Linked DNA regions of Mus musculus: all the other regions are linked to region 3. A link is a loop called in an ENCODE intact Hi-C map of the cell type or tissue named here. Cell type or tissue: left cerebral cortex. All regions are shown on one strand.

What was found. A loop is a pair of places that touch in the nucleus more often than their neighbours do. Peaks named below come from ENCODE experiments on the same cell type or tissue, not always from the same donor. Only the 100,000 strongest peaks of a DNase experiment are listed, where the experiment ranks them.
Region 1: a loop joins it to region 3, with 2.0 times the contacts of the local background. A loop is called at or near these places in 2 of 42 quality-filtered maps.
Region 2: it touches region 3 in a loop (4-fold over the local background); 2 of 42 quality-filtered maps call a loop at or near these places.
Region 4: a loop joins it to region 3, with 14 times the contacts of the local background. A loop is called at or near these places in 3 of 42 quality-filtered maps.
Region 5: it touches region 3 in a loop (2.3-fold over the local background); 4 of 42 quality-filtered maps call a loop at or near these places.
Region 6: a loop joins it to region 3, with 6 times the contacts of the local background. A loop is called at or near these places in 3 of 42 quality-filtered maps.

The regions. Positions count from the first base shown.
Region 1 is chr1:140,292,976-140,297,975 of GRCm38, reverse strand. The region is part of intron 1 of Kcnt2 (potassium channel, subfamily T, member 2); the gene reads right to left. Among named protein-coding and RNA genes, the nearest start is that of Kcnt2, 50 kb to the right of the region's middle. In left cerebral cortex, no CTCF peak of the experiment used is centred here; DNase peaks (open chromatin) are centred at 2,322 and 2,784; H3K27ac peaks cover 2,257 bases.
Region 2 is chr1:140,337,049-140,342,048 of GRCm38, reverse strand. All of the region lies in intron 1 of Kcnt2 (potassium channel, subfamily T, member 2), which reads right to left. Among named protein-coding and RNA genes, the nearest start is that of Kcnt2, 94 kb to the right of the region's middle. In left cerebral cortex, a CTCF peak has its summit at 2,521; DNase peaks (open chromatin) are centred at 2,483 and 3,382; H3K27ac peaks cover 1,074 bases.
Region 3 is chr1:140,243,890-140,248,889 of GRCm38, reverse strand. It overlaps Kcnt2 (potassium channel, subfamily T, member 2), which reads right to left and starts at 3,172. Exons shown (of 28, transcript NM_001081027.3): 1 at 2,539-3,172. The coding sequence starts at 2,633. In left cerebral cortex, a CTCF peak has its summit at 3,072; DNase peaks (open chromatin) are centred at 2,401, 2,914, 3,164, 4,449 and 2 more places; H3K4me3 peaks cover 3,430 bases; H3K27ac peaks cover 1,745 bases.
Region 4 is chr1:140,486,982-140,491,981 of GRCm38, reverse strand. All of the region lies in intron 14 of Kcnt2 (potassium channel, subfamily T, member 2), which reads right to left. Among named protein-coding and RNA genes, the nearest start is that of 4930590L20Rik, 170 kb to the left of the region's middle. In left cerebral cortex, no CTCF peak of the experiment used is centred here; DNase peaks (open chromatin) are centred at 411, 1,552 and 1,974; H3K27ac peaks cover 1,559 bases.
Region 5 is chr1:140,168,889-140,173,888 of GRCm38, reverse strand. The region is part of intron 1 of Cfh (complement component factor h); the gene reads left to right. Among named protein-coding and RNA genes, the nearest start is that of Cfh, 12 kb to the left of the region's middle. In left cerebral cortex, CTCF peaks have their summits at 465 (motif pointing left) and 2,159; DNase peaks (open chromatin) are centred at 467 and 2,055; H3K4me3 peaks cover 514 bases.
Region 6 is chr1:140,529,136-140,534,135 of GRCm38, reverse strand. Kcnt2 (potassium channel, subfamily T, member 2) reads right to left here. Exons shown (of 28, transcript NM_001081027.3): 20 at 3,312-3,383; 21 at 141-275. Among named protein-coding and RNA genes, the nearest start is that of 4930590L20Rik, 120 kb to the left of the region's middle. In left cerebral cortex, a CTCF peak has its summit at 2,404 (motif pointing right); a DNase peak (open chromatin) is centred at 2,450.

The DNA of each region.
Region 1 (5,000 bases), 49 kb before region 3:
GTCTGATTTAGCTAAATTTATCAGAGATTACAAGGTGACTAACCGATTTTGTAAGGTTTCATTCTACCAAAACTATATAAAGAATATCACTTAATTAAAAACTTCAATCTGATCATCATTACAAAAGAAATAGTCTTTCTGTTTATTTGTTTGCTTGCTTGCTTCACTTTTTGGTCATTATGAAAATCTTAAAATACTAGTATGTTACAAAGTGAATATAATTCAACAAATATTCAGGCCAACCTTTCCAAAGTAATTAAATGTCAAGTGGTTTCAGAGAAATGCTTTTTATGTGTAGTTGTATGATATCAGTTAAGGGGCTTAAAATTCACTCCTACTCACCTTGGAGGTATTTGTTTCAGACCCATATATGTTAACTTCAAGACTGAGGTAGTAAAACAAAGTCAAAGAATAGTCACTGGCATGCTTAGAAAGGACTGAGAAAATTCTAGCAAGACTGTGTCCTTCATTTTGGCTATCAAACTATAAAAACAAAAGACACCCCCCCCCCAAAAAAAAATATCCCTTGAATTTTCCACAAGAATCTCAAGTTGGGAAAAAGAAAAAGAAAAAGAAAAAGACTGGTTATAGTTACAGGAGAATTTACATCCCAGAAAGAAATTTCACCCAGTTTTGGCAAGTTGACAGACGACAACCTTATAGGACCACTGAAGTTCCAGGGTCCAAAAACAGTGATGGGCAGGAGCACAGCTTGACTATCACTGCTTAGTTATGGAAAACTCAACCCTCATTTATATTTAACACTCATGCCCTAACTCCAAAGACAGATATGAATGACCAATGGATCTGTTTATCCCACTTCACAACATGTTAACTTTGAATAAATCTCCTTTTCTACTTTGCTCTGTAAGCTATTTGTCTAATAGGCTTATGTAGGGTATCTGGCAACAGAACTAACTTATCCAAACTGCCAGGACCCAGATTCTGGACCTATGCATATCAGAATGTCAGAATACTATGTAGTATGAACAAATAAGATCAAATTTGAAGACTCAATGGTTGTTATCTACATTGGTCCATTTGGGAGGGTGGGACTCTTATGATCTAAGTGTGTCCTAATAGGCCTCACCTGCCAGTTCTCTCTTCATTGGAGATCCTGTCCCTAACACAATGTTTCCAGGAGGCACATTGAATATATAACAGTCACAAAGAAAGTATGAATAAGCTAAGGTATGAATTCACAAAATATTTTATTATGGATTCATTCATTGGACATTACAGAAATATACAAATGTAATTTTATTATGTAATTGAGCACATTGCCTCATGAACAACAAATAATGCCCCACCAGCTATATTTCAAATTTCGAGTAAGTCTTTCTAATGTTCTAGCATTATACTAGGATACTAGAGCTTTGTTTCTGAACTGCCTTCCGAGTCTTGTTGAAGTAGTTACTGAAACCCACCATCAACCAGCTCTAGGAACATAGTTCTACTGTAGGCTTCAGCTGATAGCCACGGCAATTATACAAAGAACCATGTGGATTTGCTACCTATAGACAATTTGGGATCCCCATAGTCCCTAAGCATAAGTGCCTTAATCAAATACAGGGAAAAGTGAGCATGACCCAAGAAAGGCAGCTTGGCTTTGACAAATGCTTTAAAACTAACTTATTCCTTTTTCTAACAGGACCACTCCAAACTACTAGCAAGCAGCCTTCTCATGCAGTCTAACAGATTCATAAAGAAAACAGGATCCAGCTATGTGAGATGCCTGTAATTCCCCATGTCATAAAAACAGAAAAGCAACGGCTCTCTCAATCCCTGCCCATCTTTCAAAGAAGTACATCAATTTCTCCAATACCATTTCTCAAAAAATACTGAAAAATGTAAGTTGGGTTCTTTAAAATCTCTATTTTCTATGTGTTTAAAATCTTTCTTAGAGGCTTGGAGCTCTAAATATGTTATGCCCAATTATCTGATTCTAAAAATAACAAAGCAAAAGTTATAAAAAGCATGGTACTGTGATAGGTCTGATGTTCCTTCTTTTGCAGCTATTGTGAGAGTTCTGGTTTCCTCTGTGGTTCTTGATACCTTTCTTGAAACTCTAACTATGAAAATTATAAAGAAAATAGTTACAATGCTACTTTTTAATGTCCCCCCTTTTCTTTTCTTTTTCTTTTTTCTTTTTTTTTCATTTCAGGCCATTACTGGAGAGCAAAATTCAAGTTAAAAAATATATCTTATATTTTTGAGTGTTCAATAGAAATCAACAGCTTGTCTTCCATTCAGCCCTGCTTCCATATGCTCATTCAAAGCACACAGGAAAGAAGATACACTCACTGCTGAAATGTTCTGAATTCCAAATGTGTGCACTTTCTCAGCAAGCATGAGAGGAGAGCAAATTGAAAAGATCCTGGCAAAATCATTTAGAAAAAATTTAAACATTTAGATTTTCTGCATTCCTCTTAACTGTTTTGCTTTAAGTCTCATGTGTAAGAAAATACACAGAATGAAGAGGGTTTATTTAAAAAACAGCATATTTTTTCCTGATCACTGACAGAAGAAAATGTTAAATTTTCCATCACATTGAACTATTTTCTATTATATCTTAATAAATGAATATCAAAGCCAAAGAAATATCCCACATAATAGCCTTTGCCCAATACATTATACATTGCATGAACATATAAGGACACCACTTAGGATCTTAAGCCTAGACACATTTATATTTTACCCGTGAACGCACGCTTAAAAATAAGCACAGATCAGTCAAAGAGGATCTAAAATAAATCACCGGGCACACACCAGGAAACTGAACAAGCTCTGTTTCTCACTTCTATTCCCTTTCTGCCTGGTTATCATGGGAGCCTGCTCCCTCCAGGCAGATGCTTCCAATTTTTGAACCAAAGGCTGTGAAGGCCTTGGGAGAAGGGAGAGGAGATGCTCTGGGGAGACAGTAAACAAGAGAACTCATGAGAACTCCAAGGAAAGTTTCAAGGCTATATGGGGATATCATTATGTTCTACACATAAAACAATATTCCATGTTGATATACTTAGATCTGATGCTAACCCCAAGTATACACGGAATTTCAGAGTATGATGCCCACTTACAAGTCCATGATACATGACCTTCCAGTGCTTCTCCAAAGAGGAGGATGCCAGAGGCTCAGCTTGGCCTCTTCTCCATCAGGAAGACCCTCATCTCCTAAAAGCCTATGGAGTAGAGACTAACATAGAGTAACTGATGATCAAATGCAGAGAATCTGAATTCTGTCATAAATTCATAAATTTTGCGGCATGGTTTTGCATCATATTTCACATGAAAATACTGCACAATGGGACCTAATTTTATCTGGGTTTGTGTAACAAAACATAAGTGGGCTGTTTGTCATTATTTGTGTCAAGATTATGAAGAGACAGAGTGAGAGAACTAGTTTGTGCTAGGACAATGTGAAGATTTTAGGATGTTAAAGAGGAGAAGAGTGGATTTCTAGTGAGACGTGGGATTACAAAAGCTCATTTTAACTTATAATACTGTGTTGTTGACACGGGTGGCTCTTAGATTTTTGCATGCCAGGGATTCATAAAGTAGCATGGAACAAAGATAAAAAAAAAAAGAATGTTCTCAAATGTTACTTTTTAATGCTGTTTAGAAAAATGCCAAGTCACTTACTAATGTGGGCTTCCAGCTGTCAGAAGCAAGGAGGGGCAGTGACAGAAACCCCAGCTCATTAGAGGGAGCTCCAGCATCAACATGGAACAGTGATTTCTTCTGTGCATTTCTTTGACTGAACTTCACCTTCTTAATGTGCTCTGAACCATGACCAGCAAAGAAGGATGCTAGCACAAGTTGACTAAGCATGCACTCATATCCCTGAGGTGCTTAGATATCTGAAAGCTGCTCAGCTATTAACCATTCACTTTTCCATGTAATCTGCTTAACTGAGTAAGTCATCACAATGTATGAGATTTAATTTTTATTTAAATTTATTTATTTTCATTTATTTATATTTCATTACTTTATATCCCACTCACTGTCCCTTATTTTTGACACATTTAGAATGTACCAGGGAGCTGTCCATTGTGTAAAAAATACTGCAATTTAATGGCACGTCAGAATTATAATAAATATAGAAACTTCAAAAACTTAGCAAATCTATATGCCCTATCAAGCCATTGAAGAGGTGCCTCCCCAATGCAACATGTTTTATTAAATCTAAATAGCATGAGTATGAAAAATACAGGGTCAACAATACTGTAAATTGGACACACAAAGATGAAACCCTAATTCTAAGATAACTATTATAAATGACATACATAATTGTGTTCAAAGTTTATTACATTTGAAAAAGAAGACTTGCTGAAAATTTAATTCCTAACTTTATGAGTTTCTTCCTTTTTCCAAGCATCTGCCCAATAGTTCACAAATGCTTAGGCACTTCTATTTGTCAAATTCAGAAATGGAATAGAATCTTATTTCTACAAAAATTTGAATAATATTTTGACTTTATCACAATTAAGAATGACAATTTTTTTAAAACAGAAAATATCATCTCTTGCCTTCTCTTGAGAAATATAACAACCCTTGTAAGCGCAGCAACTTGGTCTTAATTAATTGTCAAGATGAAAATTTCCATGGTCCCTGGGGATATTCTTTTCATACAGAGACCATATGACGGATTACTACATAGACAAAAAGGACTTGCAATCTGGCCCAGCACACAGAGCTCATTTATTAATTAAGGTAATTATACTTTGCTTCTCACGTGTCTATTTAATCTCATCTAAATGACCTAAGATTCAAATGAAGGCTTAAAATGGGAGGTGAAACAACTTTGATGATATATCCATGAATAAGACCATATAATCTATTTCAGCAAGAAATTCAATGATAAACTTTTCAGCTATTTACCTTCATTAGATGGATATGATACCACTGTTTTATAAAGCATTTTTTGTCTCAATGAAGTTAAAGTTCTTAATCAAAAATGTTCTTCAAAATTATTAAGAAGAGACAAATGGATCTATTAATTC
Region 2 (5,000 bases), 93 kb before region 3:
TCTTTTCCCTGTATAAGGGAGCCCCTTATTTTGTTTTCCTGGGAGTTGCCTTTCTAGCTGCCTACCTGAAGCATCTCCTTTCCTTTTATAATATCATTGCATTGGTAAGCACCTTCTCCAATAGCTCTGAACTCTAACCCTGGAGTTAACTGGAAGTTGCTAGGTCCATGGAATGGTTCCTTGATGCTTTGGTTTCATATCCTGTGATACGGTATTTTGTTGTGTATTTGTCTATTTTCTTTGGATTAACCTGTGACAGCACCTCAACTTTAGCTCAAACTCAGACTTGTTTTCTTTCATGCCTTCTAATACTTAAAACAAATGATAACGTAGCATTGCAGAGCACTTCATAAAATGAAACTTCCATATAAGCTCATGAATAAAATTTTCAGCACCCACAGGAATTTGGTTATAAATGAAACAGTAAGGATTCAACAAGTTTGGGTGACAGAAAAAGACATGAACAGAATATTTTCCTATTTACACAATAAAAGGTTCAAAGGGGGAAGAGTGGGTCTAGAGTAATGACTTAAGAGTTAAGAGTATATGGCTCCTGAAGAAGACCAAGTCAGTTCCAAGTACTGCCAGGAAACTCACAACTAACTCTGAATCCAGCTCCGTTAGTGAGTGCCCAGTGTTCTCTGGAGGTCTAACACTTAGGTTTGATGCTCTCATGTTTTATAATTTATAAGATTCGTTACCATACTTCAAATGGTATTTGTAAAATTTTTCAGATAATATTTATATGGAGATATAGATAAATTAGTGGGACAATCTATTGGGTACTCCAGACTCACCTCAGCTGCAAACAGCTAGACTCGCTGGTCACACCTTCAGAGGATAACCTACAATGCACACTCTGCATGAGATTTGCATCTAGAGAATTCAACGAGGAATACTTACAATTACTACACAATAAATTGTCTATAATGTCAAGGATACCTAACTGATCAAAACCAAGACAGAACAGAACAGAACAGAACAGAACAGAACAGAACAGGACAGGACAGGACAGGACAGGACAGGACAGGACAGGACAGGACAGGACAGGACAGAACAGAACAGAACAGAACAGGAAGAAAGGAAGGGGGAAGAAAAGAAAATATAATAAATTCACAGAAAAATGTGCTGTAGATATATTTCCTTGGGTTATGATATGGCCATGGCCACAATTCAGCAGACCTAGCAAAAGAGCAAACTATAGGTTTTCACTGAATTAAGAACATATAAATAAGAAACCTGTTTTACGTAACAGACCTAATGTGTCTGCCACAGCCTCTAAAAAGAAACAACTGAAATAGTTGATTAAATTGAATAAGCACTTCAGAAACACACACACACACACACACACACACACACACACACACACACACACACACACACACACTTTGAATCATGTCTTTCTGTAGGACACTTTTAAAGACAGAACCAGATAGAACAGGACAGGACAAGACAGAAAAACAAATGCTACAGTGGAGCTATTTTCTTGAGCTGTGGAATGCCATGGCTGTCCTGAAACAGAGGCGCTAAATTCCCTGCTGATAGTCATAGGAAGGAAGTGAGCAAAACCACAGTGATGGTACACTGGCTTTCCCCACTGGTTCCCATAATCTTGATTATAACCTCATTTTAATTTGACCACCTTTTTAAGGAATGCATCTGAATACAGTTACATTTTGAGGTTACAAGAGGTTGGGGTTTCAGTATGTGGATTAGAAAGCAAGGACAAGCTAGGCATGGTGCATGCTTTTAATCTCAGCACTGGCGAAGTAGAGGCGGGCAGATTTCTGAGTTCAAAATCTGGCCCACAGAGTGAGCTCCACGACAGCCCAGACTAAACAGAGAAACCCTACCTCAAAAACAAAACAAAAACAAAAACAAAAACAACCAAAAACCAAAACCAAAGAAAAGAAAGAAAGAAAGAAAGAAAGAAAGAAAGAAAGAAAGGAAGGAAGGAAGGAAGGAAGGAAGGAAGGAAGGAAGGAAGGGGGAGAGGGAGAGGGAGAGGGAGAGGGAGAGAGAAAACATTAAAAAAATGACCCTGGGAAGCAAGCACAACTCAGTCTCTAGCCCTTATTAGCAGTGTGTCTTCCATGAATAATGCCTCCATAAATTAGTGTTTGTTATGCCCCATCTATCTCTACTGAAGTCACAGTTATCACAGTTACCATTCAATTGTACTTCCCCCAAAGAGAAGGCTGAGCTGCAATCTCTCCCTGTTTGTCTTAGTAACAATAGTCACAAAAAAAAAAAAAAATCATGTCTTTATCCTCAAACCACATCCCTTACTTGACTTGAAACTGTTCCCATCTTCATGGCATTTTCAAACCCACTGGGTTGCTCTTGAGTATCCTGGGCTGATCCTTTCTCTTCTATTACTAAAAATAAGTTCCCTTTTATAGTTAAACTCAGAATGTATTCCCTAGATACACCCCGGATTGCACAGTTTATTTCCAGCCCAGCCCCTCCTCCCATTTTATGTATTCGACTGCCTACTCAATTTTTCTACTTGGCTCTCTAGTGGACATTTTCAAGCCAACACATCCAAACGTAACTAGATTCCTGGTTTTCATTTCTGAAAGTTGCTTCTTATGTAAGCTGATGTCAAGTACATCCATATGCTTCAAAAAAAATCATCCAGGCAACTCTCCTTTCGCAAATGAGCATTCTCCTCAAAGGTTCTTTGAGTAGTAAACATTGTTTCACAGACAAGCAAAAGAGCCAAATCAATGCTTTTTGACAAGGTTCAGAAAGAGCAGCAACAGAGACATAAAGATGTTTCAACTTGCCTTCAAGCAAAGATTTACTTTCAACAGAAGACAACGAAAAGGCTAAACTGTAAGTGAAAAGGTGAAAATATTGAACCCAGCTGAAGCTTCACCCAAGTAATCAATCTACAAAATTCATGGCAAAACGCTGCGTACACATCATAGAAATCATGGTGATGTACAATATCTTTTAGTGCTAGACATAACCATAGATTAGAGCTGACTGAAAAAAAAAAACCCAGATCTCATCTGTACTATGAGAGATATCAATGACATGGAAGATAGTTCTATAAAGAAACAACCACAACAACAAAAAACTATCCACCATATTTTGCCCTGAGGGAGCCACCCTAATCTATCCTCTCATTTTCTATGCTCAGTCTTGCCTACCCTCAGCTCCCTTATTGCATCTAGGATACAATACAGATTCAGAATTGGTTTAAGCGACAGCAAAATTTGTCATTGTGTAGCTTTTAAGGTCTCATTAAACAGTAAGCTCCATGAAAGAAATACTAAGCAATCTGCTTATATGTCCATGGTCAGTGCCTGGAGTACAGTGTATATTCACAATATAGATGAAATTAAAAGTTACTCTGTAGTACTTCCATCTAACACCCCATTAGCATCCAAAGTTGACAACTGTCAGCATGAAAAGCTGACAATCTGTGGACACTGCCATCTGGCATCATCTATGCAGAGAAACAGAAATTCCCAAAAAATCTTCCTCCAAAACCCAGAACATGTATTGTTTTTTTAAATTGGAGACTGCAAGCTTCTGATTTGCTGTTATAGATAATTGTTATAGATAAACATACAGCTTCATTTCCAACTACAGAATTATTACACAGATTCCCTACAAAAGTCATTCAGCCCAACATAGAGAAAACTGACATCTCTTAAACTAGCAAGGAGTCCATCTACTTTTTTCAAATCCTTCTTGTTCCCTTCAGCTCGCATCTGTTTTTGTCACTGGAACCTTCCTCATCCGTGATGTACTTAAACAGCACAAATTTATATTTGTCCAGTATTCCATGTTCTTTTCAAATAGTACAAATATTACAAGTACCTTATTTTTGATCCATATCCTTCAAGTGGATCTTAAGAATCTATGCCATGAGCTATAGAACACAGAAAAATCATAGGAAATAAATATGTATATATATATATGATACATATGGTTATCTGTGAATTCAGATAGATAGATAGATAGATAGATAGATACATACATACATACATACATACATACATACATACATATATATACATAATTAGATATTTGGTCATTTGATTATGGAAAGTGTATACTTTTCTTGAACAAAGTAGAGGTAGCTTATTGGTTTACAAAAAGATTGAGAAATAAGAGACTGAAATAGACAGGAAGCTAACAGATGGAATTCATCACTAATAACATCCAACTTTGGGCCTCATCAGGAGTTGATTTGAGGGCATGTTTCTTGCTGTGCCTCTCCAAAGCTGCCAGTATGGGTGGATTTGTGTCTAAAATTATAAGGGCAAGAACTGTCGATTTTGTTCGTTTTGCCTGTTTTCAGAACCCAATGAAGGGTCAGACACACTTATTACAAACTCTTCAATCAAGTTGGTTTTCTGTGGGTATAGTGAATTTTGCTATATAAAATTTACTTCAGTCATGTTTATATTTACAATGTTAAATATGAAGTTCATAATTTTCAACATCTTCTAAATCTTCATCATATTCATATACCTCTTTTGCAGATTCTGTAATATTGGGGCTTATTTAGAATTTCCAAAGAACAATTCCTTCAGTATTCTCAACAACCCAACCAACGAATTACAAATAAATGCTTCTGTTTAGGGGAAGTACTATAAGAGAAATAGTTTACTGATACTTTCAGAATTATTATATTTTGGATAATTTTTACTAAAATGTGTGTTAAAATTTATATGATATAAATATTTATTCAACAATTAAATAAGTCCTTACGTTATATTTAAAGATAGATTTAGTATATATTATCTACATTTTTTTAGAATTAAATTCATTTCAGACTTGATATTTTGTGACATTTTCTTACATAATGAGCTATCTTGAAGTAATTTTATTTGAAACAAAGGAATTAGTGGAGTTGCCTGTACCGCATATACACACAGCCCAAAGGTAAATTTATACATTGTTTTAAATGATATTTTTTTAAAGCAAAGCATCGTCTTGATTACATCTTTGATCTCCAGTTGTTCATGAGTGAATACTGG
Region 3 (5,000 bases):
TGAGAAAGGGTTGATTCTATAAGATGACACTAGGGAATGTATTCACACACTTTAGATATTATGTATACAATACTACACACAAACACACACATTCTGCACACTGTATGTTGCGCAGCATAGGCTCAAGATTACCTACAAAGAGTTTGCACAATATAAATTTTGATCACCTACCTATCTGACTTTATGTCATAGAAAAATCTATGACACAGAATATATATTTTCTCAAGCGGGTTTTGATGGATCCTGCTTGAAAACCCGCCATGTGGAAATCTGAGTCAGGAAAATTATGAATTTGCAGCAGCCTAAGGTACAAATCTGAGATACATCTTGTATCTACATAGGCTCATCAACATTCTATTTTCTCTCTTCCCACATCTATCATATCCTCATTTACTTTTACAAGCTACTAAGATTTACCTTAAAGTTCGTAAAGCAAGGGCAGGGGTAGAAATCGTCTACTACCCTATAGCTAGAACAAAAGTCTTCCATCTCTAAGATGTCATTTTGAACTGCCAGAGAGCGGACCGGGAGGGGGATAACAACTGGACTGTCAAAATATTAAAGATAATAATAATAATAATAGATGTGATTCTAAATAGAGAAGATGGTCATCTTGATTCAGATTTCTTCAGAAGCAAACAGGGAGGTTTATTTGGATATAGACACTGATAACAGTAGTCAGTAGGGCCATAAAGTCCACCATATGAAGACAATAACTATTGCACACAACTAGAATTTTATTGGGTACAATATAGTAAACTGTTTTTAAATTATTCTATTCAAGAAGAAAAGTACTACTACACTTATTTAAAAAACAATAACAAAAAGCAAAAGAACAAACCAACTCCAAATTTGTTCATTGTCACTCTGTCCCCACTCTTCTCCACCCAGTGTCCAGTGTGCTCCCAGAATTACTGGGCAGGAATGACAGGGTGGGGATTCGAAAGGCATTTGTTGAAGGAAGTCTAAAGAGTATGAAGAGAGGTCTCAATGCATCTGTTGGTGGAAACAGTGTGCACACAATAACATGGAAGTGGCCCTTCTTCAACGCCTTAGGCGTTGAATCAGCATATACAGCAGAGTAGATTAAGGTTGCTGCTCTGATTGAATTGCAAAGAGGAGCTTGTGCTCTTAGCAAACAGAAATGGCACGGCGTACTTACTCATAAGAGTTTAAAATCCTAAAAAGTCAAGGCAAAAAAGTACAACTGTGAATTTTACATAAAAGAACCAACACTAAGAATCCAAACCGTGGTAGGTGCCAAGTTAGTAATGTAAACTCATTGAAACATCCATTTAACTATCTAGCTAACGCCAGTTAACTCCAATTAACGCCTTCATTTAGATGCATGGCCAATAACCCGATAATGAGGTCTTTAATTTTCTAAGCAGTATGTAAGGTTTTGCCTAGGAAGAGATGCTATGTAAACAGCACCCTCCACAAATCATCCATGGATATGTCATTAAGTTCCTAAAGTAAGACCAAGAAAGATTCTCATCATTCAAGTCCATGACAGAATCCCAGGAGTACTGCAATAGGAGTTAGTATTGGGAACTGAGAAGGTGAGGAAAACGCAGAAGTCATATTGCCCAGTGAATGCAAAATGTGCTTCAAATTGGACCAATAATGTATCTTTTATCTAATTCAAATAGAACATCAATGCCTAACTGAACTTCGGGGAATTATTTAATCTGCATTGAGAGCTTAGCTATACATACTTTAAAACAAGAAAATGTGGCATGTGATATGTGAAATTATCGTTCTAAAAAAACAAAAACAATTCAATGAAACAAAAAGTGTGCAAAAAAAAAAAAAATTAGCCAGAGCATTTTGTATGCAAAATTGCATGAAGCTTTAATGCCATTGATAAAACACGCAAGCAATGTTTTGCTAGTAATAAATATTTCAGCTTTGAAACTTATCGTTTTGAGATATGCACTATTTAGGTGAAAATATATACGAATCATACTACAAGAACCTCTGTTCAGTGTATTTTCCATCCCAGGCATTCTTGCTTCACTAACTACCTGTTACATATTTAAACCAATTGCCCACCTGAACTCCAAATACTCAAACAGTGGAAAATCCCCAGTGGCAAGCAAACATCTCGTCGAGACAACACTGACAAGGAGTAAGAAAGTGGGTACAGGAGATTTCAAGTTTCTACTGTGATTTTTTTTTCCAATCGCTTGGATACATTTATGGGGTGGATTAACTACACCGGGGAAATATTTGACACTGCAACTGCGTGCCATTTGGATGCTACTGTACCTCTGCTTGCAGCCTCACACACAACCAGGGAAGCACAGACAGACAAAGAATATCGAATAAATGCAACAAATGATTCTCAAGAATAAGAAAGTGGAAAGGAAAGGAGTTCCTTGTCCACAGCAACTGCTCTCTGCAGTGTCAAAATGGAGATGTAGAATCCCTTCTACTCCCTCAGTGCTGGTCTCCCTTTCTCTCCATCCCCTCAAAAGCTCTCCAGTCCTGTCCGCTTCCAGCAGTATTTGTGGAACGCTGCACCATGCCACTCACCTGTCATCATTTTGCCAGCCTTGGTCCCCTAGCAGCAAATCCCGGAATCTGTACCTGGGAGGCAGAGGGGGCACTTCGCTCTCCAAATCAACCATCCTTCCTTAAGGAGTGGGCAACATCCAACAAGGGATGGAGGGATGGAGGAGGGCAAAGAGGGGTAGCAAGCACTGCGGAGGGGGTGCCGTGCTGGGGAGGGTGGGAGAAGGGCTTGGGGGACCCGGAGGGGGAGGGGTCGTTCGGCCGGAAGCTGAGGCTGGAAAGGGGTGGCTCCTCTTCCCCAAGGGTGTGATGGGGATGATGCAAACCGAGCCCAGGAGCAAAAGTCTGGCTGCGACTCGAACCAGCGCTGCCAAGGAACCGCCCCCAGGCTCGGCACCGCCTCTGGTCCCTGGGACCGGGGGGAGGCGGGAATGCAAAAGTTACTTCACGGACAGAAAAAAAAAAAAAAGGAAAAGGAAAAATTTAAAAAAGAAAGAAAAGAAAAGGAAAAGAAAATTCGCGCGGTGCCTAGAAAGAGGGTAGGTGGTGGGTGTGAGCACCGCGTGATGGCTAGGCACTTTCCTGAAAGGCAAGGACCAGAGCCTCCCACTAGGGCATCCCCGGCCACAGCTCCCTCGCAGGGAGTGCAAGCACTGGGCTCAGCCGGACGAAGGCGGGGGCGAAGGCGGTGGGCTCCGGCTCTCACAGCCAATGAGCCTCCCCTTCATTAGCATAACACAATGACGGCAGGAGGGTGCCTTGGGGACAACCAATGGGGGCGAGCTCTTTCGCAGATTCCAGAGCTCCAGACCCTTCCTGGGAAGTGGATGAGGGGTCCAAGGAAGGTTGCCAGGTGTCACCAGCACCCAAGGCTGTGGTCGCCTTCTGCTTCTGTGGGTGTAGTGGAAATGGCCTGTTCCTGGAGAGGGAATCCCCGCTCTCAGCCCCAAGGAAAGTCCTCATACCCGCCCTTCTTCGTGCTAAAAAAAAAAAAAAAGAGAGAGAGAGAGGTGTTTCCCTGGTCTGAGGAAAATTGCAGGGCACCCTTATACAGCAGCTGAAGAGAAATATTTAAATGAGAACCCCTGCACCCCCATCTCCCATAGCCCCCCCCCCCCCAGCAAGGCAGGCCTCTAGTGAATAAGTGTTGGTGGTGTGAGCTCCTAGGGCAGGTGTCTTCCTATAGGAGTGGTTCACAAGGTCAGAGGAAGAAGAGAACTCAGGACCCAGAGCTGACTTTTCAGCAGCTTCCTGGTCTTCTCTGATACCCACTACCCTGTTCTACTTGCCTACTTTGGTTTTTCCTTCAGGAATGGATACCCGGATACCCCCCAGGGCACCCATTAACAGAAGCAGTCACAACCCAATGGCACCTCAGAAAAGCAAAGACACTTAGGAATCTCAAAGTTTGTAGGTAGCAACAAGATCATAATGGAAACTGGGCCACATTGGAGGGAAAAAAACCTCAACAAATGCACCTCTCCCTCCTAGGGTCAAGAAACCTTAAACATTCTTAAGGTGAGAGAGGAGATAAATAAAGACCAAGTAAAGTTCTTAGTTTTGGTTTTCTTTGGTTTTGGTTGGTTGTTTGGTTGGTTGATTTTTTTTTTTAAGTTTGCTTACCAAGGAAATAGTGACTAATTAATTTTGATTTATTCTTAGTGGAGATCATTTTGCAGAGAATCCACAAAGGAAGCTAAAATGCAGAAAGAAATCATCAACACCAGTGTGATAACAGATGAGTTAATAGCTGCATGCAGTTGTAGATTCCACTTCCTGCTCGTTCATCTAGCCCTAGCTGATAAGCCATATGTGCTTTAGATTTCCCACCTCTCCCAGGTGAGGTGAATGTGTAGCTTTCCTTTGAAGCCTCCAAACTTCATTTTGCTAGTGGTGTTTACCACATTCTGACTTCTTGAGTGATTATCTCTATGCTTTTAAACTCTCTTCTCGTTTTTGTTCAGGGCCTTCAGCATAGACAGATCTTGCCCCAGAAATGCATTGTGATGCTGACAAATGGCATGCTACATTCAGAGTAGGTGTTATTTTAAGTTATAGCTTAAATCTTAGTGGCAATCTTAGTTGAAACCTGAGCGATCAGATAACAGTACTGAATAGAAGAACATTTCTGTCAAAAAAATAAAATAAAATAAGCAAAGATTTGCTTGGCTCCCAGAGTCACACACAGCTAACCATGAAGGACACTGAGTGCTATGAAGTTTCCCAGTATCTCAGCCAAAACAGTTAGACTCAACTATGATAAGGCCATGCTGATTTTCTAGAGTTTAAAAGCTCCCAATACTCCAACTTTAGAAAAAAAATCTTAAAAGATAGCTACATTTAAAAAAAAAATGCTGTTCTGACATTCTTAAAATACAGCAACCATGGCTATGAAAACTTAAATTTATAATTGACAGATCTTTTTGCTCTATTTTTTTTTCACTTTTTCTGACAGACCTTTTCTTTTGTCGTTAATTTTGGCT
Region 4 (5,000 bases), 240 kb before region 3:
CCTGTTCCAGATCACCCTGCCTATGCCTGCAAGCATCAGGATTGCAGGTATGTACCACCACAACTGAATACTTCTTTATGTTATGAAAGAAATGGATAAAAAAACCCACCAGGCACAAACAGAAACTATTGTGTTTCTTAACTTTTGTGATCAAAGGATCACATTTCTGTGGGAGTGTTTGGAACTGGATACACCCCAGAAAACAAGAACAGTTTGTGGATGGAATCCCAAAGAACCCACCACACTCACACCCCCTGACCATGTTAGGAGCCAAACAGTGCACTCCCTTCAATCCACATGTCCAAGCTTGATTCCTAGTAGCTTGGGACATGGCTGCATTTGGCAATCAAGCCTTTGAGGAGGTGTTTTCAATAAACTGGGACTGTTGCAAGGAGTCCTAATCCAAGTTGACATGTGTTCTTAGAAGAAGGTGAAATGTGGGCACACAAAAAACAGCAGAGGTGTGGGCTCATTGAGGAGACACCATCTGAGGAGCTAGAAAAAGGCAATCAAGGAGACGGAGCACTGATTGGCCTTCTGGCTTCAAGAACTTTAAATAAATGAATTTCCTCTATTTACAGTCTCCAGGCGTTTGTATTACTTGAATAACATGTTTTGTTATTATTTTTAGTGGCCAGTGATGGTCACAATACATACATACATACATACACACACACACACAGAGAGAGAGAGAGAGAGAGAGAGAGAGAGAGACAGAGACAGAGACAGAGACAGAGACAGAGACAGAGAGACAGAGAGACAGAGGGACAGAGAGACAAAGAGAGACAGAGACAGAGAGAAACAGAGAGAGAGACACTGAACACACAAGAAGAGGAATGAAAGAGAGAGACAGAGAGACAGAAAGTTTGATACCAAAATTACCTATAAATTCTCCTGAACCTGTAAATGAGAATATGTTTATGGCCTAAATGTCATCCAACAGAACAGGCTGTCGAAGTTGAATAAGCAGGTAGAGCCCATTTAGGTCATTAACAAGTTCTGTGGGGTTCTAAGTATAAAACTGGGTCTAATAGTAAGTGTTAGCCACTGAGCTCCTGTTGAGTACTGGAAAACTACACTCTATCTGAGTTGGACAGGGGGTCAAAATGAAGCAGTGGATAATTAATCATAAGTCATAGTCATTGAAAAGGGATATTTCTTCACTTTGTTGCAGCTGAAGTTCAGCATGCTGGAAGTGATGTGAAGCAAAGTCATAGGAAGAAAGATACATGATGGAACCCTCAGAAAATCACATCAAAATATATGGGTGGGATTAGAGAATCAGATCATTTTTAAAGATATGTCACATCATTATTTTGAAAAAAAAAAAAAGACCTCATGTTGCCAAGGCTAGATTCAAACTTATGTAGCTACAGATGGCCTTAAACAATTGATCTTCCTACATCTACCACACAAATATTGGGATTATAGATGTGCACCAATAAAAGACCTGTTCATTTGTAATGTGATGTGCAGTGGATAGAGCCCAGTTGTCCATGCATGCTGAGCAGTGACTCTTGCAGCTTAGGCACATAGCTAGTAAATAAAGTTCAACTTGTATATGCTGATTTAGATTAGCTAACATATTCAAAACTTGTTATGTCTATGTGAGTGTGTGTGTGTGTGTTTGTGTGTGTGTGTGTGTGTGTCAAAGAGATAGAGACAGAGATAGGCAGAGTGAGAGTCTATGTATGTGTGTGTGAGAGAAAGAGAGAGAGAGAAAGAGAGAAAGAGAGAGAGAGAGAGAGAGAGAGAGAGAGAGAGAGAGAATGAGACTTTTAAAGTTAAGTCACAGTACCCCTTGCAGTCACTGGCACGCTATTCTAAACAGTGAACTAGATTTTCCAGATTTCAAAATGTAGTCTTCTGTCACAGTTTTGAGTGTGAACCTTCCTATGGAGCTAAAAATAGTCCCTGTGAGCATTATCTCCCACCCTTTTCCTCCTTTCCTTTCTGGCAGCCAGGATGGTAATTATAATCCCTATTACTTTTGAGAAACTTTCTCTTCCACCCACATGGCAGCTGATTCCCTGGGCTCTCTGCAACAAGCTCAGGGAAAGATAAAGCTGCTCACTCATCGTCTACATTTCTCATTTCCCTCTTTCTTTTCTTCACTCCCTGGTGGGTTTCCTTGGGCCTTTTCCTGGAGCCAAAACACTGGATTCTCCTTTTTTTTTTCTCATGGGTGTTTGAACATAGTGAATGTGTGGGTGCTTGGGTAATATGCCCAGGGATTGGCTTATGGCTAATGTCTCACTTGAGGTCATTAACCTACTTCCTAAGTAGAGAAAAGGGGCAGGCTCTGCCCCATGTAGCACAAAGTCTCCGAGCACTAGGGCATAGCAAGCATCTTTGCCACCATTTGCCTTAGTGTATATTTTCTACAAATGAATGCTTTCTTAAAGATTTTTCTGAGTGAACTCTCCCCGACCACACAGATTGTAAACCTTTAAAACCCTTCCAAGTTAACCTGCACCAGGTGATGAAATATAACCACCCTTTCTTTTTTTCTACTACTGTGACATTTTTAAAGTCTATAAACATGGGATTCTGCTCATACTTTCTATGTATCTTTTTTTCTGTTTATTCATAATAGGAAAATGCTTGCAGAAAAATTAAAGAAACTAAGATGGGTCCTTCATGCATTCTGTGAACGTCTGTGATATATTTTAGGTATTTTCCTTGAGGCTATTTCTAGCATTTCCTAGCTTAGGGTATGTTTGTCAGGGTTTTCTTGTAAAGTTACAAGTTTTAAATTGCAGCTAATAAATATCTGGGAAAGGTATGTCAAGAATGCAGTTCTGTTTCTCCTCTAGTTTTTTACCCACTCTCATTAGCACTGATTGGCAGAAGAGCAATATTTATATATTTTCTTATTGTAGTTTCATGACTTCTAGATTTAGTATTGGAGATTTTTAGAAAGAGAGTTTTACTTTTTCAGAGACTTGAAGTTATTGTCATTCAGATCTTTCACTTGTTTGGTTAGAGTCACACCAAGATAGTCTATATTGTTTGTGACTATTGTAAAGGGTGTCATTCCCAATGGAGGAGCTAGAGAAAGGACCGAAGGAACTGAAGGGGCTCGCAGCCCCATAGGAGGAACAAGAGTATGAACCAACCAGTATTCCAGAGCTCCCAGTGACTAAACCACCAACTAGCATATACATGGAGGGACCCGGGGCTTCAGCTACATATTTAGCAGAGAATGGCTTTGATGTTTATCAATGGGAGGAGAAGCCCTTGGTCCTGAGAAGGCTTGATGCCCAAGCGTAGAAGAATGCGAGGACAGGGAAGCAGGAGTTGTTGGGTTGGTGAGCAAGGGTGGGAGGATGGGATAGGGAGTTTTTGGATAGGAGACCAGGAAAGGACATAACATTTGAAATGTAAATAAAGAAAATATCTAAAAAAAAAAAAAGAGAGAAGAAAGTTTTAAGTTTCCTTTATCCATTAACTTTTTTATGTTTCCATGTGGATTCCTGGTATTTATTTTATTTCACAGGTTAAAATAATTTTGTTACTTAATTTTTAGCACCATCAGGGAAGCTATTAATTTGGACCTTGTGCCATTTTCTTGGTATTTACACAACACAAGTCCTTGTTTTCTGCCATCAGAGTTACTAGGCTTTCGTTCTATTTTTCCTACAACACTCCTTAATTAAGATATCCCCATATTAAGCATAAACTGCAGGATACCCATGATACACTCAGCAGATCCAAAGCAGATAAACAAGAAGGAAGGCCCAAGCAAGGATGCTTGAATCTCACTTAGAAGGGGGATACAGTAATCATAGAAGGGAGGGTAGTGGGTGTGGGGGGATGGGAAAGGGAATGAGGAGGTGTTCAGGGTCAGCTGTGGGGAGAGACAGAAGAGATAACCAGAGAACCAAGAGAATGAACGCAAATATGAAGCTGGTGGGGGGTTGGGTAGTGTGGGACATTTCTAGGATGTGCTATAAAGCTGGGATGGAAAGACTCATAGAAATGGGAATATGGAACCTGAAGAGGCTATCTCCTGTATCCAGGCAGGATCTTCAGTGGAGGGATAAGGACACCAACTCACCGACAAAATTTTTGAGTACAAATTCTATCCTGTCTACAAGAAATGCAGAGACAAAGATGGAGCAAACACTGAGGGAATGGCCAGCCAATGACCAGCTAAACTTGAGACCTATCCCATGAGCTAGCACCAATCGCTGGCACTATTAATGATACTCTCTTATTCATGCAGATAGATAGGAATCTAGTATAACTGTCTTCCAAGAGGATCTTCCCAGCAGGTGACTGAAATAGAAGCTGAGACTTACAGCCAAACATTGGATGGACCTTGATGACTCTTTTGGAAGAGGTAAGGAAAGAAGGTCCCAAAGTGGATAACAACTCCACAGGAAGACCACCAGAATCAATTAACCTGGACCCTTGGGAGCTCTCACTGACTGAGCCACCAACCATAGCGCATATACCGGATGAAACAAGGCCCCCAGCAACTGCAGCACGTGCTAGTCTGGCCTCAGTGGGAGAAGATGAGCCTAACTTTCCAGAGACTTCAAGCTCCATGGTTGAGTGATACCTATAGGCAGTGCCCCACCTTCTCACAGAAGTAGGCGAGGAGAGCAGGGGGAGGGTCTATGTGAGGGGGAATCAGGAGGAGGGCAGTGATCGAGATGCAAAATGAATAAAGAACTTAAAAAAAAGCCCCAATATCCATTCACTTTGTATCAGAACAATACTGAAGAAGGCTAAAATCGTTCCTAGAAGGATGTCATTTGCTTCTGGGTTCTCTTGAAACACTGTGAAAATTCCATATTATATATTCTAACATACATCTATCTATCTATCTATCTATCTATCTATCTATCTATCTATCTATCTATCTACCTATCTATCTATCTATCTTTCTTTCTTCATAAAAATCATGGGATTATACTCATAGGAAGTGTCACATTTTAGAAGAATATGAGAAGAAAGACATAAATATATAAAATACAACAGAATATTTTGAT
Region 5 (5,000 bases), 75 kb after region 3:
CATGAAATAAATAATTGGGATGGGAGAATGGGTCAGGAGTGGGAGGGGTGAGGGTAACTGAATAGAGATATTTTGCTGATTTAGTTCTATGTTGCTTCTCTGAGACAAGTCAGAGATAAGCTCTCAGTTTACAATCTTCCCTCTCCAGCATGCTGAGAAGACAAGCATGGAGCCTCAAGTAGGTAGGCTTTGAATGCTGCAGAGAAGTTAGTCAGATGAAGCCAAAGAGGATGTTCATGGTAAAACTTCAGATCTACACAAAGAACTAGAGCTTCTATAAAGCTGTGGGGCTCAGCTCCACACCTACAACTTACCTTGGCTTAACTTTCACAAGAATTAGAGGGAAGGTTAGGAAAGAGACATTTTTCCCTTGTTTTAGTCCTTATCCTCAGGATCCTACTGATACCTCTCATACACTCCAGTACTGGAGATGCTGAACCTTCAGCCTTCACTCCATCTTGTGGCTAAACTGCTATCTGAAGCAGCGGTTCAAGTCTAATGAAAACATTCAATATATACTAAGAGTTTATTTTTAACAAGACAACAGTGTGATTGGAACCTCCTTGGTGTTAGGAGACTGTTGTTTAAAGTGCTGCCCCTTTCAGAAATGGATTTCAAGCTGACTCCTCACAAAACACAGATGCCAGCTGCTCAGGCCGATTTCATCAAGGTTTCACCATGTACCTGCCCATTATGATCTAGGCTTTTCTTGAGGTTACCATGTTTACAAAGAAAATTCATAATCCTTCCAGTATATTTTAGAAGCAGAAATTTGTTTATTCAATGTTCATTAAATATAATCAAAACTTAAATTTTTGAAGTTTGTTTTTTTAAAGTATTTTATTGCAACTGATATTTTCCTTGTTCAAAAATTTCAATTTAAGTATTGTATTTATAAATTAATCTAAATATTTTAATTAACAAAATACTATTTGGATCATATGTATATGCATAAACTTAATACTCACTTTTATCAATAAGAAGGCAGAAGAGAAATTTAATGAAACAATCATTAATGCTACTCCCACTTTATTCATTTACTTTATTTTTCTGGGCAATTTGTAGTTTTCATTTTCTACTAAGAAATACAGTACTAATTTAAAACAATACTTCTTATTCTTTTCTCGAAATCCTTTTAAAAGATATTGCAAGTGAAAAAAAATGACATCTCCATCTTTAATCTATCGAATGTAGTAACAACTGATGTTTTGAAAAATATTTGAAAATTCATCAAGGCTGATTTAATTGCAGCAAGAACATTTCAAAAGACAATTTTGAGACATATTGGCATTGGGAAAAAGAATTGCATTTGGTTTGTGTGTCTGTACTAACTCTTTAAAATCTGTATAGAAAAAAAAACCCTCGTAATCATGATTATTAAAATAGCAGATGTTTGCTTGAAAGTTCAATCAAAATTATAGTTATCTCCCTTGAGTTTAAGTAAAACTCTTGTTTTTAGATAATCAAACCTACACAGTCATTCTGTTTCTGAAAAACATTTGAAATTGGCATTTATATCCAAGAAAGTAGAATATTAACAAAGTAGGGTTTTTATAAAGCAAAAACTAACTGTTAATTACGTTATTGCAAACACATAGGATCAGGTTTTATTTGTGGAAATCTGAGTAAATATTTAAGTACCAGAAGAAAATTGAGTTTACTCATTCACCTGGACGTAGAAGCAGTCAGCTTCCCCCGTTTTAAAAGTTTTAAGCTGAATCATCTGTCTGAAAATGTAGTTATCCTTTTGAAAGCACTTCTCTGCTCCCTATATAAGAAGCACCTGCTCTGCTTTCATTAACAACTTCCTATTTATTTCAAGCAAATGTGTTTGGTGTACGTTTATGTTGACTGATGGACTACAGGAATGAACAGAACTTGTTCCTGTCTAGTTAGAACACCTCAAGAATTCATTTTCAATGGAACGTGAAAAATTTTTTCACCATCTCAAGACACACTGAACTATTATTGCAGAAACACAGTGCACAGTTACTTTTAACTATTTAAGCTAGAACATAAGTTACTGACACACATTATGGTGAGATTCTAAACAAAGACAAACAGCAAGTGAAAACAGAGGGACTGTTTATTTTCAGAGAGCAACCTTTTCGGAAGAATCAGGTTTTGGCTGTGGCAGTTGTGGGGTATTAGCACCATCTAGTGTGTGAAACTTTAATTACTGAAATGATGAAGACCAAACTAATTTCAAAAACTTAGTTCAAAATAATGTTCAAAAGACTCAAAGGAAACTCAACCTAAACAGTTGCTCTATTCTTCGATAAGATGTAGTGATCCTTTTATTTCATATGCTGTATAGCATCTTATAGATGAAAATTCCAGGTGAGCTATATTCAGTAATGTGTCCTTTTGCTTTTAAAAGATAAAGCTTAGAACAGAATAGCAAATTGTCATAAAATCAAGTAGTAAAAAAAAAATTGGCAATTAGAACAATATTTTTATAAATATAATAAGCTTTAGAAGCTACCATTTATGTAAAAGCATGTTGGGTGTTACTAATACAATCATTTAAGTATCAGGGTAATTATTGCAAAATTAAGCAGCACAAAATATTTAAAATCTTTAATATTTAAAGTGATTCTATTCCATAACACTAACATTCCATGGTCACAATTCCTGCACCTGGAAGTTTAAGGCAAGAGGATTATGAGAAGGAGGCCAGCCTGGTTGACAAAGATTTTGTCTCAAAAATAAGTAAACAGGCAAAGGGATGGATCCATGGAAGGCTATGTGCATAGCTAAGTGTAGGAAAAAATGTAAATTGTTGGACCAGAATATTAGCTTTATTGGCTTTTACTGTAAAATCAAACTTCCCAATATATTTGGAATTTTCTGTAAAGAAATGTAAGCAAAAGCTTTCTCCAGTAAAAGTTAAGAACACAGCACAGGACCCCCAATTTATTTCCTGTGCCCAAACCATAGGCACTAGTTCAAAACCACTAGCCCCGATGTATGCACACTTATCTTCTGCTTCTGGCTCTCGCACTTCCAGAAATCTTGGAAAAGTTAGTAGATATTTGAATTTCCATGTCCTCAAATAACAAAAATATGACAATGAAAAATAAATAAATACAACCAAGAAACACAAACTCCCCCAAAACATTTTCTTTTGCTTAATTATTTGGGAATCTCACATCATAGCCTCCCGTTGTGCTCATCTCCCGGTCTTCCCACATTCTCCCCCTTACCTGTGAGGTTCCTCAACAACCCATGCCCCCCACCCCTCCACACACACAGAAGAAAGAAAGTAAGAAAGAAAGAAAGAAAGAAAGAAAGAAAGAAAGAAAGAAAGAAAGAAAGAAAAAGGGAGGGAGGGAGGGAGGGAGGGAGGGAGGGAGGGAGGGAGGGAGGGAGGAAGGGAAGACAAGTCTATTTTGTCTGTGTATTCACTGAATTATGGTCAAATTCCTAGTGGCCAACCCCACAAGAGAGGTTGTTTTGTCTTTTTGTTTTTGTTTATGTTTTCTCTGCCTGCATCGGTGTCAGAAGCCATCAGCTGAAGCAAGCCATGCTGTAGAGTAAGGAAAAATTCCAATCCAGTGATAATTATTATTTTACTTACAGTTTGTTTTTACTATAGGAACTGATTTTGTTTTGTTTTCTTGTTTCCTTGAGACAGGGTTCTTTGTATAGCCTTGGCTTTCCCGGAACTCACTCTATAGTCCAGGCTGGCCTTGAACTCAGAGATCTGCCTGCCTCTGCCTCCCAAGTGCTGAGGTGTGCTACCACTGCCCAGCTAGACTGATTTTTAAAAAGGGGATATTACAAAGATTCATTACCAAGGAGAAAAGAATGATTATCTCAGAGAGTATAATTACAAGTACTTTTGAGGTTCTATTTGTCTGTTTCATTTTTGTAATTCCCACATCTTCCAAATAGTGTGAAGCTAGCTCTCCCGAGCATGTGCTCCATGCCTGTACTGCTGTGCTGTAGGCCAGTGAGGGACAGGGCCAGCTCTCCCAACCCACAGACATTAACATGGCTTCAGGCAACAGCAGACATCTACAAGGCCCATAGCTATATCATTACCACTGACCAACTAATGGCCCTCAGGGGATGGATGCATGGACCACAAGCCTCAACAGGGTCTCAGGTGGTTGGTTACACATGACACTCACATCAGCATGCCCCCACTTCTGAGGCAGCAAAGCCAGAGGCCAACACCAAGTTATCATACCGCAGCATAGACCTCATATGTCCTCGTGAATCTCAGGTTTCTTCCAGGCCTGGGGCAACAGTATGGCCTGTGGTGGTATTGTGGAGCATGGTGGTCCTTCAAGGAGGTTCAATCCAGAAAATGAACCTTTCCTCATCATGTACCTCTGCCATTGCCCAGAGCTAGGGGGATCTGGAAACTGGGAGGCATGTTGAGGGACAAGGGGTGGGGAGTCTGAGGCTACATAGGACGTAGGCTGTTGTATACCACCCTGCCAACTGTACTGGACAATGGCAGCATGTTGAGCTCAGCCCTCTCTCTCACCTGTCACCCTGGTCACATCTCCAGTTCTGCTTTTCTCCTTAGGCACACACCTCTCCATTACATATGTGTTCCTTTTAGTAGTTCTGGGTGGCTTCAGGCTGATGCACAACTACAATGTCTGACCGGTACTTGCTTCCCATTATATACAAAATATATTAATAGAATTGGAAATGTAAATGAGCTAAATACCTAATAAAAAATGGAAAAGAAAAAATATATTTTACACATATACATATATATATGTATGTATATATTATATACTATCCTTAATATATTGAAAAATAAGCATACAAATCTGAAGGTTCTTATCTAAATATCTACAATGAAAGAAAACATGCAAAGCATCTTTTTTAGGTCTTGAGTACCTCGTTCTACATGATTTGTTTCCAACTCCATCTGCAAACTTCCTAACTTACCCCATTGTGTAAACAGACCATATTTTTGTTATCCATTCTTCAGTCGATAGACATCCAAGTTTTTTCTATTTCCTGTATGTTGTGAA
Region 6 (5,000 bases), 290 kb before region 3:
TTCACGATCAAGTGAGTAAACAGATACTCTAAGGTCAGCTTCCATGTCCCATTCTACTCTTCATGCACAAATAGAATTAAGTACTCTGCACATGGAGACCACAAGGTAAATGATGACAAGGCTAGGCTCCTGATGCATACCTGAACAGAGTCTGCACATTCACAATCGTCTTGGCATCTGCCATGTAGTCTTCCTCTGCACTCATGGTGCTTTCTTTGTCCACCACCACCATGTTGGCAGCAAAGGTCACTCCACACCTGAGCAAATCATCTAGGCTTTGATAAAAATTCCCAAGGAAAAAGAAACAGAAGGTCTTTAAATAAACTCCACGACTGCACTCAGTACCTAAATCCGCTTATTGGTTGGCTTATGTATGAATCCTTTTAACTGAATTTATAGATAATATAGATATACACTAATGAGGACTGTAATGCAATATGACCCACTGATATGAAATTCAGAATTCATCAGATACTAACAGTTCCAAAGCATCCGTATTTGGAATCTGTGCTCAGTAACACTTAGTATATAAACAGTTCAATAGAAATTATGGCAATGATTCATGCTTATAGCTAGTGCATTATTTCAAGGGCAAAACATTATAATTGGTTTAAGTTGCTAAGTTGCTTTGTTGAAAGTATAAAAGAAGCAACAGCTATATTAATTTAGACAACAAGCTAACGTAGAAACACAAAGGTATGTGATATGAATTTATAAATGTCCATATTTAGATAGATAAATAGTCAGAAAGATAGATACCTCTATTTAACTGTCAATTGTTCCTGAATTACAATGAGTAGGGTGTGTGTGTGTGTGACTCTGTGTGTGTGTGTGTGTGTGTGTGTGTGTGTGTGTGTGTTTGTATTAAGACAATTTTTTAACAAGAAATTGAATAGAACAAGTTTCTTTGTCTCTATGAGGTAACTAGAAAAACTGGGGTATAAGTAGTTGTGAACTTTTTTGGTCAGTTTTCATTCTTGTTTCTGTAAAATGTATTGACTGGCATCTTCCCTGCAAATTAAAGAAAGAGATGTTTACCATTAACCCTGACCTAGGCATCAACTAGTTTCAATGTCTTTGCATTTTTCACACTAGAAAAACAGTACAAAAAAATGGGGTCAGACGAAACTTGATCTAGTAAAAGGATGGATAGTTATACAGTTCAGTGAGGACAGATAAGAAAATCAGTTAGTGTCCATACCTCCTGATTCAATTAAAAAAATAATTAAAATGTAAAAATCTGTAGTCACTGCTGATATGGACTGAAGACAGTTTCCAGACATCTCATCAAAGCTCATAAGGAGGCTAACAGACTTCAGAGGGCTATTATGAAAATCTCAGCCTAAGACCTCTAGGAATAATCTGGGGGTGCGGTGGGGAGACAAATACTGCACTTGAACTTGGAGCAATTCTATGTGACAGATATTTTATAGCTAAAACTGTTTACAGAACATTTCTTCACAATAAAATTCCCCATGCGAAAAGAGCACAGAATCGTAATATCCAATCAATACAATGATTGTCAAGATTAATCCCTAGTGTTTTAGATTTTCCTTGTGTGTATCAGATTCACTGTACTTTTTCTAAATAGATTAAATGATATTTTAGAAATTATCCCATAAAGACTGGGACTTTTCAGCATGTGCAACTCCTTAATTTAAGCTACAGTTAGAGGGCTGGAGAGATGGCTCAGCTCACTGACTGCTCTTCAAGAGGTTCAATTCTCAGCAACCACATGGTGGTTCACAACCATCAGTAACAGGATCCGATGCCCTCTTCTGGTGTGTCTGAAGATAGCGTCAGTGCATTCATATACATAAGCCACAGCAATGCAGAAAATGTTAGATGTGGTCCCTTATGGAAGATTTGGTGATGACTAAGTCAACTTGCTTCTAGTCGCTTAGGACTTTCAAGATATTTCCTTGTATTTTCAGCCTTTATAGCTTTTCTACATCAAAATTCTCTCTTATAATTTTATAGAACAAGAGAAATATAAATTGGTAAGAAGTCAGTTTCATTGAATCAGAGCAGACTGGATTTTGCAAAACAGAAGTGAACGCTGGACAAACACTTTACTAAGAGAGCTTGTTCTAAGTTTCTTAGAGCACCCTGCTTTCAAGTGCGTTTGCTGACTTCATCCTTAAAGTGTTTCCTGTTGTAGTGACTCGGGACCATGAATTATTAAATGATGCATTAGAATTTAGACAAAACAAAAGGTTGGGATAATATTAGTGAAACATGCAGAATCTTCGGATCCTTGAGGCTTTACTTTTCTAATTAACGTTTTAGCATTTTTGAGTAGGCTGTGAACCTGTTGAGTCCTGAGTATCTTCTCTCTGATACTTCGCTGCTTTTTAATAGCCCACAACCCTTTTTTAAAAGCATGCTGTTTTGCACTGTTCAGCCACCAGATGGCAATAACAGCCAATGAAACCCATCTGAGTGACACTCAAAAGTTGATTTCACCAGCCATGCCTTTTTACTTTTCCATGACTCACTCAGTTTTTCCAAATTGGAAAATGTGAAATTTGCAAGTGTGAGGAAGTATTCTTGTTTAAATGGGCTTTATTTTCATGAGAATTTCAAACATAAGCTAACAAGAATCATACAGGGACACTCCATATATATTCCCTCTCTAGTACACGTGTGCATATAGATATGGTGACCAACCTTCAATAATTATTAGTCTACAATCAATCAATCCTCTTACATCTTCCTTGGAATTTAATATTCTTAGTTTCCTTTTTGACAGTCACAGATATTTTGCAGTATTTCATGCTATTAATCTGGTGATAACTTATTCTTCTGGTTAATAGTGTCACAAAATGTTTATATTTTATATTTTATGTTAATACATTGAATAATTGCATGCATAACATAATCTTTTAATTAAAAAGTTATATAATTACAAACTGAAATTTTCTTGAATAAATTTTCAAGAAATTGTTACTACTTACATTGAAAATATGGTAATGTGGAATTTTTAAGGTACTTTTGGATGCCACTTTATCAATAACATTACTGCAAAAAAAATGCTGCATTTGCAAAGGCTGCAAGACTAAAATAGCTTTGCAAATGTGTGAACCTGACCAATCTGACATGCAGCAAGGTCTGGTGCAATTCAGCAATGGAATACAGCTTAGCAGTATGGTAGGGGGTACACAGCACAGCGGCATGTGCTCTGCATGCAAAGGTCACCGTATTTACTGTACCAACACGACAAAGTACACTCATCATGCAGGAACAAGACACAGAACTTGACAGATCACAGGACACTACACTCATCATGTGCCATAGACTTTGTCACCTACTTGTCAATAGAGCCCACCATGTAGTAAACCATTGGAAACCAACAGATTGCATCCAGAAAATGCATATCTGGCCTATGTAGCAGATGGGTTACAAAATGAAACACAGTGTCACAACAGGGGCAGCACTTCTAGGAAAGGGAAGCAAGTTCATTTAGTTTGTATTTCCAAAACCAAAGACAAGATACATCCTAAGTTGCCCTTTCACTTGAGAATATAATTGCACTACTTACAAACCATATGATACATCAAGAACTGTGAGTTATAAATCAGAAGCACTATGGCATAATTCTAAAAAATACAGATATTACTCTTGATTACGACAATACTTATAGAATACTTCAGTTACTCGATGCAGAAGAGAATTTGACCATGAAGAACAAATGGTTGTTGTTTTCTACAAATGCCTCTAACAAGCAATCAATAAGCTTGAGTATCAAGAGTGCTTTGTCTAAAGAATATCTATAGTCACACCATACTTCACATCTCAACGTATCTAGGATAGTCTACATATGCATGGAAAAAACTGTGTTGTGCAAAGTTGCACTGACACTATTTCACCTTTGACTTTACTGTCTTACCAAGGTATATTGTTGAGGAAGTGTCCGTTATAACTGAAATATTTACAGGTAACCACAGGAAAGGAAAGAACAATAGAGCTCAAACTTGCTTAGAGATGACTTAATAAGTTACATCTACTCCATAGCTCTTAAATCCTGCATGCATTCACTGAGCATATATAGACCCCAAAACTGCTCAATGGACTTTTAAATATACTATTTTGTATTAAAGAGTGGCCAATCAATTTATAACATATGTTAAATGCATGCAGAAAGCCATAAAGATGCAATGCTTTTTTTCTAAAGAGAAAATAATCTCTAGGGGCACCCAGGAAACAGAATTGGGGTATATCACAGAAAGGTAATATTTTCTTTGGGTGTTGGCAGATGAGGAACAATTTGGCATGAACAAGACAGGAGGGAAATTCTAGGTCAAGGTAATGAGTGAGAAACTTGCAATTTCCCAGATGCTGAGCCTCAGATGGATCAATTCTTTTCCTAACTATTTTTTCCTGTTGATTTCCCTCCTCTCTCTTTCAACTCTAAAGAAAAATAAATTTTAATAGAGTAATGTATTAAAAAAACAAACTTCCAAGTGATGACACTGTTAGAATTTTGTCTGAATTTTTCTGGATATTTAATTTATTTGGCATATTGAATGGATCAGTACTATTACATTGTCTTAAACTGCCACAATTCAGTTTGAAAATTCAGAATTGTTTAACTCATAAATCATAAGAACCTTTTGTAATCATTTCTAGTTTACTTTACATATAATATTGTTATTTTCACCATTAGATGACTCTTAAGCACCAGTTTAAACAAAGATCTCAAGCAAACACAGAGTGACTATTATTCACTCTTTAACAATCTCTAATGTTCTTAAGTCCTTAAGCAATATTCTAAGACATGTATTTGCAGGGTTTGGGATGGAGATTTCCATTCAATTTCTAGAAACTTTCTTGCTTCTTAACATTAGGAGGGCAGCTGAAGGGGTTTGCAACCTCACAGGTTGCAACAATATCAACCAACCAGACCTCCCAGAGCTCCCAGATACTAAACCACCAACCAAGGAGTACACATGGAGGGACCCATGTCTCCAGCCACATGTGTAGCAGAGGATGTCCTTGTC